2 separate regions of the Homo sapiens genome follow, and region 2 is linked to region 1. A link is a loop called in an ENCODE intact Hi-C map of the cell type or tissue named here. Cell type or tissue: breast epithelium. All regions are shown on one strand. Each heading gives the region's core, and the rest is flanking DNA. Links, peaks and the distances in the headings are about the cores only. Region 1 has its middle 14 kb from the start of NUDCD3. Region 2 overlaps CAMK2B (calcium/calmodulin dependent protein kinase II beta).

Region 1 (5,372 bases), core at 295-5,294:
CTCGATCTCCTGACCTTGTGATCCGCCTACCTCGGCCTCCCAAAGTGCTGAGATAACAGGCGTGAGCCACCATGCCTGGCCAGAAAAATAAGTGGTTTTAAAACAAAAGAATATTTTCTGAGAATACACTAAGCTGTCACTGCTATGTAATAATTGCTCTTCAGAGTAATCAGAGCAAAAGAGCCCTCTGTTTATTTCAGTCATTTATTTAATGGATATTTATTGTGTGCCTATGTGCCAGATGCTAGGTGCTAGAAACACAATGGTAAGCAAAAAAATAAAGTCATTGCCCCCTATAGCTTACAGTTTAGAGGAGGAATCAGACATGGGGGAGCCATGTAACCCCACCAATGAATTTTCATCTTCAAACTGTGATGAAGACTAGGAAGGAGAAGGATATGGTATAGTGGGAGCACATAACAGGGACCCGACCAAGACTGGGGTAACAGGGCAGCATCCCAGTAGAAGTCACTTCTGATCTGAGATCCAAAGGAAGAGGGATGGGAGGGAGCAAACTAGGACCATCTAAATCCTTCTTGGAGATTTTTCTGGCTGTAATTGACAAGAAAGAACTCTCTTCTCTGGGATGAGAGAAGCCATATCATCTGCTACATGGAGGAAGCCCATTTTTCACTTGAGAGAAGGAAACCAACCCATAAAGAGAAGCAAAAAACTACTGGGCTTTCTAAAAGACTTTTTTAGGTAGTTATAGGTTCACAGCAAAATTGAGAGGAAGATACAGAGATATCCCATATACCCACTCCTGCCTCCACACATGCATAGCCTCTCTCATTCTCAACATTCCCCATCAGAAGGTACAAAATGATACATTTGTTACAATTAATGGTGCATTTGTTACAATATCACCCAGAATCCTTAGTTTACATTAGGGCTCACTCTGGTGTTGTACATTCTATGGATTTGGACAAATGTATAATGACATGCATCCATGATTATAATATCATATAGAGTGGTTTCCCTGGCCTAAAAATCTTTTGTGCTCTGCCCATTCAACTCCCCTAACCCCAAACCCTAGAAACTACCGATCATTTTATTGTGTTTATAGCTTTGCCTTTTACAGAATGTCATATAGTTGGAATCAGACAGATGTAGACTTTTTAGATTTGCTTTTTCCACTTAGTAGTATACATTTGAAGTTCCTCCACTTCTTTTCTTTTCTTTCTTTTTCTTTTTCTTTTTTTTTTTTTTTTTTTTTGAGATGGAGTTTCGCTCTTGTTGCCCAGGCTGGAGTGCAATGGTGTGATCTCGGCTCACTGCAACCTCTGCCTCCCAGATTCAAGTGAATCTCCTCTCCTACCTCAGCCATCTGAGTAGCTGGGACTATAGGCGCCTGCCACCACACCCGGCGAATTTTTGTATTTTTAGTAGAGACAGGGTTTCACCATATTGGCCGGGCTGGTCTCAAACTCCTGACCTTGTGATCTGCCCACCTCGGCCTCCCAAAGTGCTGGGATTTCAGACTTGAGCCACCGTGCCCGGCCCCTCCATGTCTTTTCATAGCTTAGCTTGATAGCTCATTTGTTTTTAATGCTGAATAATATTCCATTGTGGGGATTAACCCATTCACCTACTGAAGGACATCTTGGTTACTTCCAAGTTTTGACAATTATGAATAAGGCTGCCATGAACACCCATGTGTTGGTTTTTGTGTAGACATAAGTTTTCAACTCCATTGGGTACATACCAAGAAATGTGATTGCTGGATCATATGGTAAGATATATTTAGTTTTAGAAGAAACTGAAGAACTGTCTTCCAAAGTGGCTGTACCATTTTGCATTCCTATCAGTAATGAAGGAGAGTTGCTGCTTCTCCACATCCCTACCAGCATTTGATGTTGTCAGTGTTCCAGATTTTGGACATTCTAATAGATGTGTAGCAGTATCACATTGTTGTTTTAATTATCATTTCCCTGATGATATATGACATGTAGCATCTTTTCATATGCTTGTTTGCCATCTGTACATCTTCTTTGGTAAGGCTAAGTTTTTAATTGAGTTATTTGTTTTCTTATTATTGTATTGGAGAGTCCATTTAGATTTTAAATAAAAGTTCTTTATCGGATAGATCTTTTTCTTTTTTATATTCTGAAGCACTTCACAAATGTGCATGTCATCCTTGTGCACAGGCCATGGTAATCTTCTCTGTACCATTGTAATTTTAGTATGTGTGCTGCTGAAGCCAGCACAGATGTGTCTTTCGCTAATATCTTCTCCCAGGCAGTGGCTTGTCTTCTCATCCTTTTTAAATTTTATTTATTTATATATTTTTTGAGACAGAGTCTCGCTCTGTTGCCCAAGCTGGAGTACAGTGGCACAATTTCAGCTCACTGCAACCTCTGCCTCCTGGGTTCAAGCGATTCTTGTGCATCAGCCTGTCAAGTAGCTGGGATTACAGGTGTGCACCACTGCGCCCAGCTAATTTTTCTATTTTTAGTAGAGACAGGTTTTCACCATGTTAGCCAGGCTGGTCTCAAACTCCTGGCCTCAAGTGATCCACCCGCCTTGGCCTTCCAAAGTGCTAGGATTAAAGGCATAAGCCACCGCACTTGGCCATTGTCTTCTTCTTCTTGACATTGTCTTTTGCAGAGCAGAAGTTTTAAATTTTAATGAAATAACACTCATCATTCTATTACTGCTAAAAAAAATTTATTAATTACAGTTTATCAGTTATTTATTTCATGGATTATGTCTTTGGTGTTGTATCAAAAGGTCGCTACACCCAAGGTCATCTAGGTTTTACCCTATGTTGTCTTTTAGGAGTTTTATAGTTTTGAATTTTACATTGAGGTCTATGATCCATTTTCAGTTAGTTTTTGTGAAGGGTGCAAAGTCTGTGTCTAAATTTATGTTTTTGCACATAGATGTCCAGTTGTATCTGTATCATTTGTTGGAAAGACTGCCCTTTGGCTGGGTATGGTGGCTCACACCTGTAATCCCAGCACTTTGGGAAGCCAAGGCGGGTGGATCACCTGAGGTCAGGACTTTGAGACCAGCCTAGCCAACATGGTGAAACCCCATCTCTACTAAAAATGCAAAAATTAGCCAGGCATGTTTGCAGGCCTTTAGTCCCAGCTATGCAGGACACTGAGGCATGAGAATCACTTGAACCCAGTGATTCTCATGGTAAAGGTATAGGTCCCATTGAACCAAGATCATACCAGTGCACTCCAGCCTGGGTGACAGAGAGAGACTCTGTCTCAAAAAAAAAAAAAAAAAAAAAAAGTCTACCTTTGCTTCACTATATTTATTTGGGTCTATTTCTAGACTCTATATTCTGTTACAGTGATTTATTTATCTGTTCTTTACCAGTTCTTTCACTGTCTTCATTACTATAACTTTATAGTAAGTCTAGAAGTCAGATAGTGTTAGTCCTCTGACTTTGTTTTCCTTCAATATTGTGTTGGGTATTCTGGGTCTTTTGACTCACCATGTAAACTTAGTTAGCAGTGAGATAACTACTCCCGATGCCTGAGACTCCAGGTCTCACTCTCAGCTGATGTCTTTGGTCTTAGGTAAATTTAGTTACCCGGAATGATGACTTACTTCTTCCTTACTGCATAGGCAACCTTGGTTATCTGAGATGATGATTGTCTTCCTCAAGGGGAGTATGACCTTTGAACCCCATTTATAACTCACTTAAAAATGGGTATGGACAGCCTGGACAACATACTGAAACCCCATCTCCACTAAAAATACAAAAACATCAGCTGGGTGTGGTGTCACACGCCTGTAGTCCCACCAGTTACTCAGGAGGCTGAGGTGGGAGGATAGCTTAACCCTGGGAGGCAGAGGTTGCAGTGAGCCGAGATCGCACCACTGCATTCCAGCCTGGGAGGGAGGGAGGGAGAGAGAGAGAGAGAAAGAAAGAAAAGAAAAAGAAAAAAAGAGAGAGAGGGGGAGGGAGGGAGGGAGGGAAGGAAAGAAGGAAGGAAGGAAGGAAGGAAGGAAGGAAGGGAGGAAGGAAGGAAGGGGAGAGGAAAAGGATGTTAGGTTGATAGGTTTTGACTGTGTCCCCACCCAAATCTCATCTTGACTTGCAGTTTGCATAATCCCCATGTGTTGTGGGAGGGACCAGGTGGAGATCGTTGAATCATGAGAGCGGTTTCCCCCATCCTGTTCTTGTGGTAGTGATTTAGTTCTCACGAGATCTGCTGGTTTTATAAGGGGCTTCCCCTTTCACTGGGCACTGATTCTTCTCTCCACTGGTGCCATATGAAGAAGGGCATGTTTGCTTCCCCCTCTGCCATGATTGTAAGTTTCCTGAGGCCTCCCCAGCCATGCTGAACTATAAGTCAATTAAAACTCTTTCCTTTATAAATTACCCAGTCTGGGGTATGTCTTTATTAGCAGCATGAAAACAGACTAATACAATGTGTATAGAAAGGTTTCAAAGAAGCAAAACCTTAGTAAGAATATTTGTGTGATGGGGGGAAATTTTTGTATATTTCGTATTTTATATGCTTGTAACATTTAAAGTATTTGGTCTATTAGTGTAAGAATTGTATAATTCCAATTTAAAATGGTATTTCATATAAGCTTAAGATTGTAAATTGAAATGTTGCTAAATCTATGTGCAGTGTTACAACATCTATAAAAACTTTATATTAATGATATTCCATAAATTTAATTTATTAGGTTTAAAAGAGTTAAGTATATGGGAAGATTTTGTTTCTTATGCAGAGTATTTAGGAAGAAAATGGAGACTATTACCTTTATAAATGCAGTTAAAATATGTTCAATTAATTAAATTTGTAAAGAGCCTAAATATTTTCCAAAGGTTACCTTTAAAGTAGTGATTAAATAGAAAAACAGAGGCTTGTACTATTGATTGAAATTAAGGCTGTTGAGGCAGCACTAATTTGATCAAGGTTTATTTGAAGCCAAATGTGAGAATCCGCTTAGGAAACACACCAACAATGTTAGGAATGTTCCAGTCTGTTACAAGGTAGAAGGCTTTTATAGGAAAGTTTAGGAGAAGGGAGGGGACTCCTCATACAAGAGTTTTTTCCTCTTTCATTTGAGGGTACAATACAGAGGTTACAATTGTTGGATACAGATTGCAACATACAAGCTAAAATGTCTACATGCAAGACAATCAATAAAACTTTATGATTCAGAAATAAATCAGTGTTCTTCCCAGTGTCAGAGGGTTACACATTAATCAGTACATCAACAATTTGAGGAACTCATGGTAAGATGCTTTCCTTAGGGACAAGATGTCACCATGGATCACAAGGCCTTTCCAAGGTAAGTATATTAGTCTGTTTTCACACTGCTGATAAAGACATAGCCTAGACTGGGCAATTTACAAGAGAAAGAGGTTTAATTGGAGTTACAGTTCCATGTGGCTG
Region 2 (5,372 bases), core at 97-5,096, 260 kb before region 1:
TAGACTCAGCTGCCATTGGCAGAGAACTGAGCTCCATGCTCACTGCCGTGTGATATGGCTGAGCTGGGCTGACCTAGCAGGATGGGTGGTCCTCTCAGCCCTGCCTCTGCCTTGTCCCCTTAGCTGGTCACCCAGGACAGCCATGCTGGGCTCTGTCCACATGCACTGACCACCCTCCAGGACAGAGCTGCTCTCGGCGCCCAGGGTGGAGCCACACATGCAGGGCCTCATGCACCGTCGCCCCACGTTCACTTGCAGACAGGCGGGCATTGCAGCGGGAGCCCCGGGCACAGGGCAGCGTAGAGGCAGCTGTCTCTCAGCACTGTCCCCTGGGCAGCAGTGCCTCCCCAGAAGCCACTAGCCTCACTCTTTTCTAATCACAGCCCCCTCCCGCCTGCGCTCTGGAAAGGCCTGTCAAATGGAGAAGACGTGGGAGGGCTCTCCCGGGGTGCTGCCTGCTAGACACGTCCACTGGGCTCATGGGAGGAGAATAGACTGCCCTCCCCGAGGACGCCCTGGGCCTCCCCAGAAGGAGGGTTCTCTGGCTGGGAAGGCCAGGCTGCTCACCCTGTGGGTCATGAGGAGGCCTGGGGAAGGCAGTCTCCAGCACCCTGGAACCTCTGCCGGGTCCCCAGCCCACGTTGGAGGCACCGACAGGGAACTCAGCAGCTCAGCCCAGGGAGGATCTGGGGTCACCCCTGTAGCCCTCTGTGTTCTGTGGCCAGGCGTTGTCAGCTTGGCCTGCCCTAAGCTCTCACCAGCCTTCAGCTCAGGCTGGAGCTGCAAGGAGGTCTTGGGGTCGCCTAGCCCTCATGGGGTCTGCCCATGGTCACAAGCCAGCAGGTGGGCAGAAGCCAACTTGGGCCTCTGGCTCTGGCCCCGCACAGCCCAGAGGAGCAGGTGGCCAGTGCCGGCCTTTTCCCTCACAGGGTTTGAGGCCAGGGGAGGAGGACTTTGCAGAAACAACCCAAGAGGAAGCCTTGAAAGTCTCCTCAGGGTGCATAAAACCCTCACCCACTCCAGAGCGGCTTGTCCTGGGGGGATGCTCAGGGCAGACATGCATGTGTAGGACTCAGCAGCACAGACCACCGTCTCCATGCGGCCCCAGAGGGGCAGGGTGTGTGTCTGCCCCAAGGGCCTCTGCCTCTCTGGCTCTGCTCCTCAAGGCTCTCCTTTCAGGATTCAGACCCCCCAGCAGCAGGCCCAGTGGCTCCCTGTGGGCCCAGGCCATTCTTAATGGGGGTCTCCGGACCCCCAGACCTCGGGGGCCAGGACCAGAAGGGCTTGGTGTAGCCCAGGGGCCACCTAGCCCAGCCCCTCCTCTTACAGGCGAGGAGCCTTGGGGGCTGCCTCCCTGCCCTTGTGGTGGGCTCTGCTGGGATGTGACCACACGGGAGCAGGGGCTCCCGGGGGCCTGGCGGCCTCTGGGGCGGCTCTGGAGCCCGGCCAGCGGCTGCGTGCAGCAGGGGGCTGCATGCTGGCAGGAGGGACGGGCGGGAGCGGGCGGGACGCTGGTCGAGACACATCTACCTTGTTCCACCAGCCCCATGGTGGTGCCGGAGGCCGCGGTGGACATTGTGGCCGGAGCGGTGGTCTGTCTGCCCACTGTTAGCACCGGGTTAGAGACGAGGGGAAGGGAGGGGTGGGCGGACACAGACGAGGGGTGGGCGAGGTAAGGGAAGAAAAGAGACAAAGGAAGCAGAAGAAGATTAGAGTTAAAGTTTAGGTGACAGATGGTTCCAGAATCCTTTGCTCAAGAGAGTGAAAACAAGATTGGACTGATTGACACGGAAAAGCATTTGCCTCCTTTCTCCTTAGAAAACCCCAGTGGGGGCTTCTCATGCCCAAAGGGTGTGGTGAGCACACAGCAGACAGGACAGTCCTATTAGTGTTGGTGTGACCGTGTGCACGCGTTCCCGGCATTACAGCATCACAGCAAAAGTAACAGGATGGCGGGTGGGGGGCACCAGATGCAAACGGACAACGAGAGAGACGGATCACAGACGCTCGCACACGGAGTGTCGGACGACGGAGAAGCCACAGGTACAGCTTGTCCAGACCTGGGCTGCCGGCTCCACTCCGGGGCTAACATCATGCCCGATGGGTCTGCCAGCGCCCTGGGCCTCAGGGGTCTATAACAGACCCCACCCCCCTGCCAAGAGAACTTGCTTCCCAACCACCCACCCTGAGCAGCCGGGACAGGAGGCTGCAGCTCATCCAGAACTTGGAAGGAGGCCCCCGAGCCTCCCGCATCACCCCGCATCCCTTCTGCCCACCTCCCGCACAAAACACAATGTTCAGAGCACTCAAAATGACAAGGAGGCCACATAGATGCCCGACAAACGCCTGGACAGACACACACGATGCTGTGAGCCCCAGTGGGGCAGCACAGACGCTCGTGTTCAGGGGGTGGAGGGACACAGACCCAGCACGAAGGTGATGGCCTCGGGGGGCTGGACCCTGTGGTATCACCCAAGGTGGGAGCCCAGCGGGGCCAGGTGGGCAGTGGGTCTCAGAGCTGAGGGCAGACGCCGAGGGCAGGCCTGCCGCAGAGGAGGAGTGGAGAGGCTGGTGAGGAAGGAGGCGCTCTCCTGCGTGGGCCAGCAGGGAGGGGGCAGCGCCTGTCTCCCTGGAGAAGAAAGGCTCACCTGAGAAATTCCGTGTGGCCAGCATGGTGGTGAGGATGGCTCCCTGGGGAGAGACACAGATAAAACCGGGGCTATCCCATCAGTGTTCCCTGCTGGCTTCTGGCCAGGATAAGACCCCTGTCCTCCTGCCCAGATGCTCAGCCTCATTGTCATGAGGCTGACATGACCTCAGCCTTCCAGAGAGGCAAGAGCTCCAGGAAGCCAGCAGCCGCACTGAGACAGATCACCTATTTCCAGAACTACACACACCCTGGGCCTAAACCTGTTGACCAACTACAGCTTCTAGCTGCTTCAAGACCCCTCAAGCCTCAGGGGTCACCAGAACAGCTGGTCACCACGGCAGCTCCTCTGGGGTCCAGCTCCCTGACAGCCCCTTCTTTTCCTGACAGGCTCAGACAGGGCAACAGTCCTGGGGCTTCCGGGGAGAACTGCTCAGAGACCAGCAGAGGGCAGTCAGGCAACAAGTCCCCATCCCGGAACCCACAAGTAGAGGGACTGCCAGTGTGCGGTCACCGGAGCCAGCCCTGACCAAAGCAGGCAGGTTGGATACCCTACTGGGACCCACCTCCCTCCCAGAACTCCCCCAGCCCACCCAAGACCAGTGTGTGTGGCTCTGCTCTCCTTACCAAACCTGTCTGAGCCGGAAGCTTCGGACTTGCTTGTACTAAACAGTGTGACTGCCAGAGGGTGAGTGCTGCCTGCAGAGCCCGGGTGAGGAGCCCACAGCGAGCGCTTCAGGACAGCTCCTCCAAGGGCTGCTAGGAGGTGGCACAGACAACTAGGAGGAGCCACACCTGGCCCAGGGCCCCTCTGGACTCATTCCCAAGCTGGCCTGAGTTCACCTGATGCATCCAGTCTGGGACTTGCTAACAGTCAGTCTTGGGGGCAGCAGTAACCCCTAGGTCTGCCCAGACCCCCCAAGGCCCCCCTGCTCCAGCCCAGAGGGACACAGAGAAGCATGGCCGTGCCTGGGACTAGGGGCCAGGGCCTCACCTTGAGCTTTCTCCTGGCATTGAACTTTTTCAGACACTCCACAGTCTCCTGTCTGTGCATCATGGATGCTACCGTGGAGCGTTGCTGTGGGGAAATGGGTGGTCATATGGCAGCCGAGCCCGAGGCACAGGGGAGAGGCCAGGGTGGCAAGGCTTGTGGCACCCTGGGGTCCCCACTTGCCAAGAGCCACCGGCCACCATTGCGGCAAGGGTTGTCTGTCCCCACCCGCCTGGGACTTCAAGACTCGTCTCTCCCTTGCCTCGTCCACTCTGCCCCTCACAGACAGGACTGCAGTTGGGAGGAAGGGATCACCTCTACCCTCTAATGCCTTCCAAGCCCCAGGCCTCACAAACGTGCTGGTATGTCCCAAGCCAGAGGCCACAAGGAGCACCCAGGGGACCCAAGGGAGCTCTTGGATGTCAGGAACAGGACCCTCTTGGGGTCCTTGCCAGGGGAGTGGTCTGAGGCCATCTCCACCAGGAGCCCCCTCCCCACCATGGGCACCAAGGGCGACTCACGCAGACCCACGGGTGCTTCAGGGCCTCATGGGCTGTGATGCGCTTGGCAGGGTTGATGGTCAGCATCTGGTTGATGAGGTTTTTGGCTTCAGGAGTGACGGTGTCCCACTCAGGGGACGGGAACTGCAGAAGGAAACAGCGCCCCGGCCGGGCCTGAAGCTCCCTCTCAGGCAGGGGCAAGAATTCTCCAAGGGGCTTCATCTCCAGCCACGAATCTGGGAGAGCAGGACCCAGGACCTGGCCACAGGTGGCTTCACCCCACTCCTAGCCTCTTCCCACGCTGCCCTCACCCGGCCACACCTGGAGGAAGGGAGCTCATCAGAGAGGGGCTGGTGCACTCACGTCATAGGCACCAGCCTTGATCTGCTGGTACAGCTTGTGCTGGTCCTCGTCCCAGAAGGGTGGGTAGCCCACGAGCAGGATGTACAGGATCACCCCTGCGGATGGGGCCTGTGAGCACCGCAGCCACTTGCAGGGTGCCACCGTCCATGAAGCCCATGCCCTGCACCCTCACTGCCTAGCTCCTGTGGCCCTGGGAGGGCATTGGGGTCCTCAGCATTCCTTTGCCCCCACCTGTGCAGCAGACACTGGGGTAGAAGGGCACAGCCGGCCCCCTGACCTCTGCCCCACACCCACACTATCACAGGGATGAGGGTGATGTCAAGCCCCTCTGCTGCTCCCCACCTCTGTGGGAGGAGACCCCTACCCAAGGAGGTGGCCCTGCCCATGGCCCAACAGCCCCTGACCTCTCTTCTCCACTCCCATCCACCCACCACACTTCTGGACCAGACCTCTGCTGAGCGCAGGCGAGCACTGGGGTGCGCCAGGTTCATGTGAGCAATTCTAATCTGGGTGGAAAGGGGGCTCTTGGCTGTGTGGGCAGACCCCTGCCAGGGCAGCTCAAGGGCAGGTCTGACACAGATAAACCCAGATGAGAGCAAGACGTGCTGGCCACTGCACACTCCAGGATGTAGGTGGGAAGTCCTGAAACACCCGAGGCCCTGCCCCGCACCAACTCAGGCCAGGCCTCACCACATGCCCAGATGTCCACAGGCTTGCCATACGCCTCTTTGCGAAGGACCTCAGGGGACAGGTAGCCTGGTGTGCCAGCGAAACCTAGAGAGAGGGGAAGAGGCCACAAGGGGCTGTCAGCATCACCTCCTGCCCTGCCAACTGCCAGCCAACACACCCTGCCCCTGGCACTCACCAAACC

The links. Hi-C counts contacts between places; a loop is a spot of excess contacts. Peaks named below come from ENCODE experiments on the same cell type or tissue, not always from the same donor. Only the 100,000 strongest peaks of a DNase experiment are listed, where the experiment ranks them.
Region 2: a loop joins it to region 1, with 4 times the contacts of the local background. A loop is called at or near these places in 6 of 110 quality-filtered maps.

Annotation. Positions count from the first base shown.
Region 1 is chr7:44,501,673-44,507,044 of GRCh38, forward strand. It overlaps the pseudogene RNU6-1097P. Among named protein-coding and RNA genes, the nearest start is that of NUDCD3, 14 kb to the left of the region's middle. In breast epithelium, for the core only: no CTCF peak of the experiment used is centred there; no DNase peak of the experiment used is centred there.
Region 2 is chr7:44,238,059-44,243,430 of GRCh38, forward strand. It overlaps CAMK2B (calcium/calmodulin dependent protein kinase II beta), which reads right to left. Exons shown (of 24, transcript NM_001220.5): 7 at 5,367-5,372; 8 at 5,192-5,275; 9 at 4,502-4,596; 10 at 4,160-4,282; 11 at 3,642-3,725; 12 at 2,649-2,691; 13 at 1,531-1,605. Among named protein-coding and RNA genes, the nearest start is that of YKT6, 40 kb to the left of the region's middle. RefSeq lists enhancers at 2,819-3,018, 3,179-3,248, 3,269-3,368. In breast epithelium, for the core only: CTCF peaks have their summits at 3,077 (motif pointing right) and 3,283; DNase peaks (open chromatin) are centred at 3,103 and 3,383; H3K4me3 peaks cover 550 bases; H3K27ac peaks cover 399 bases.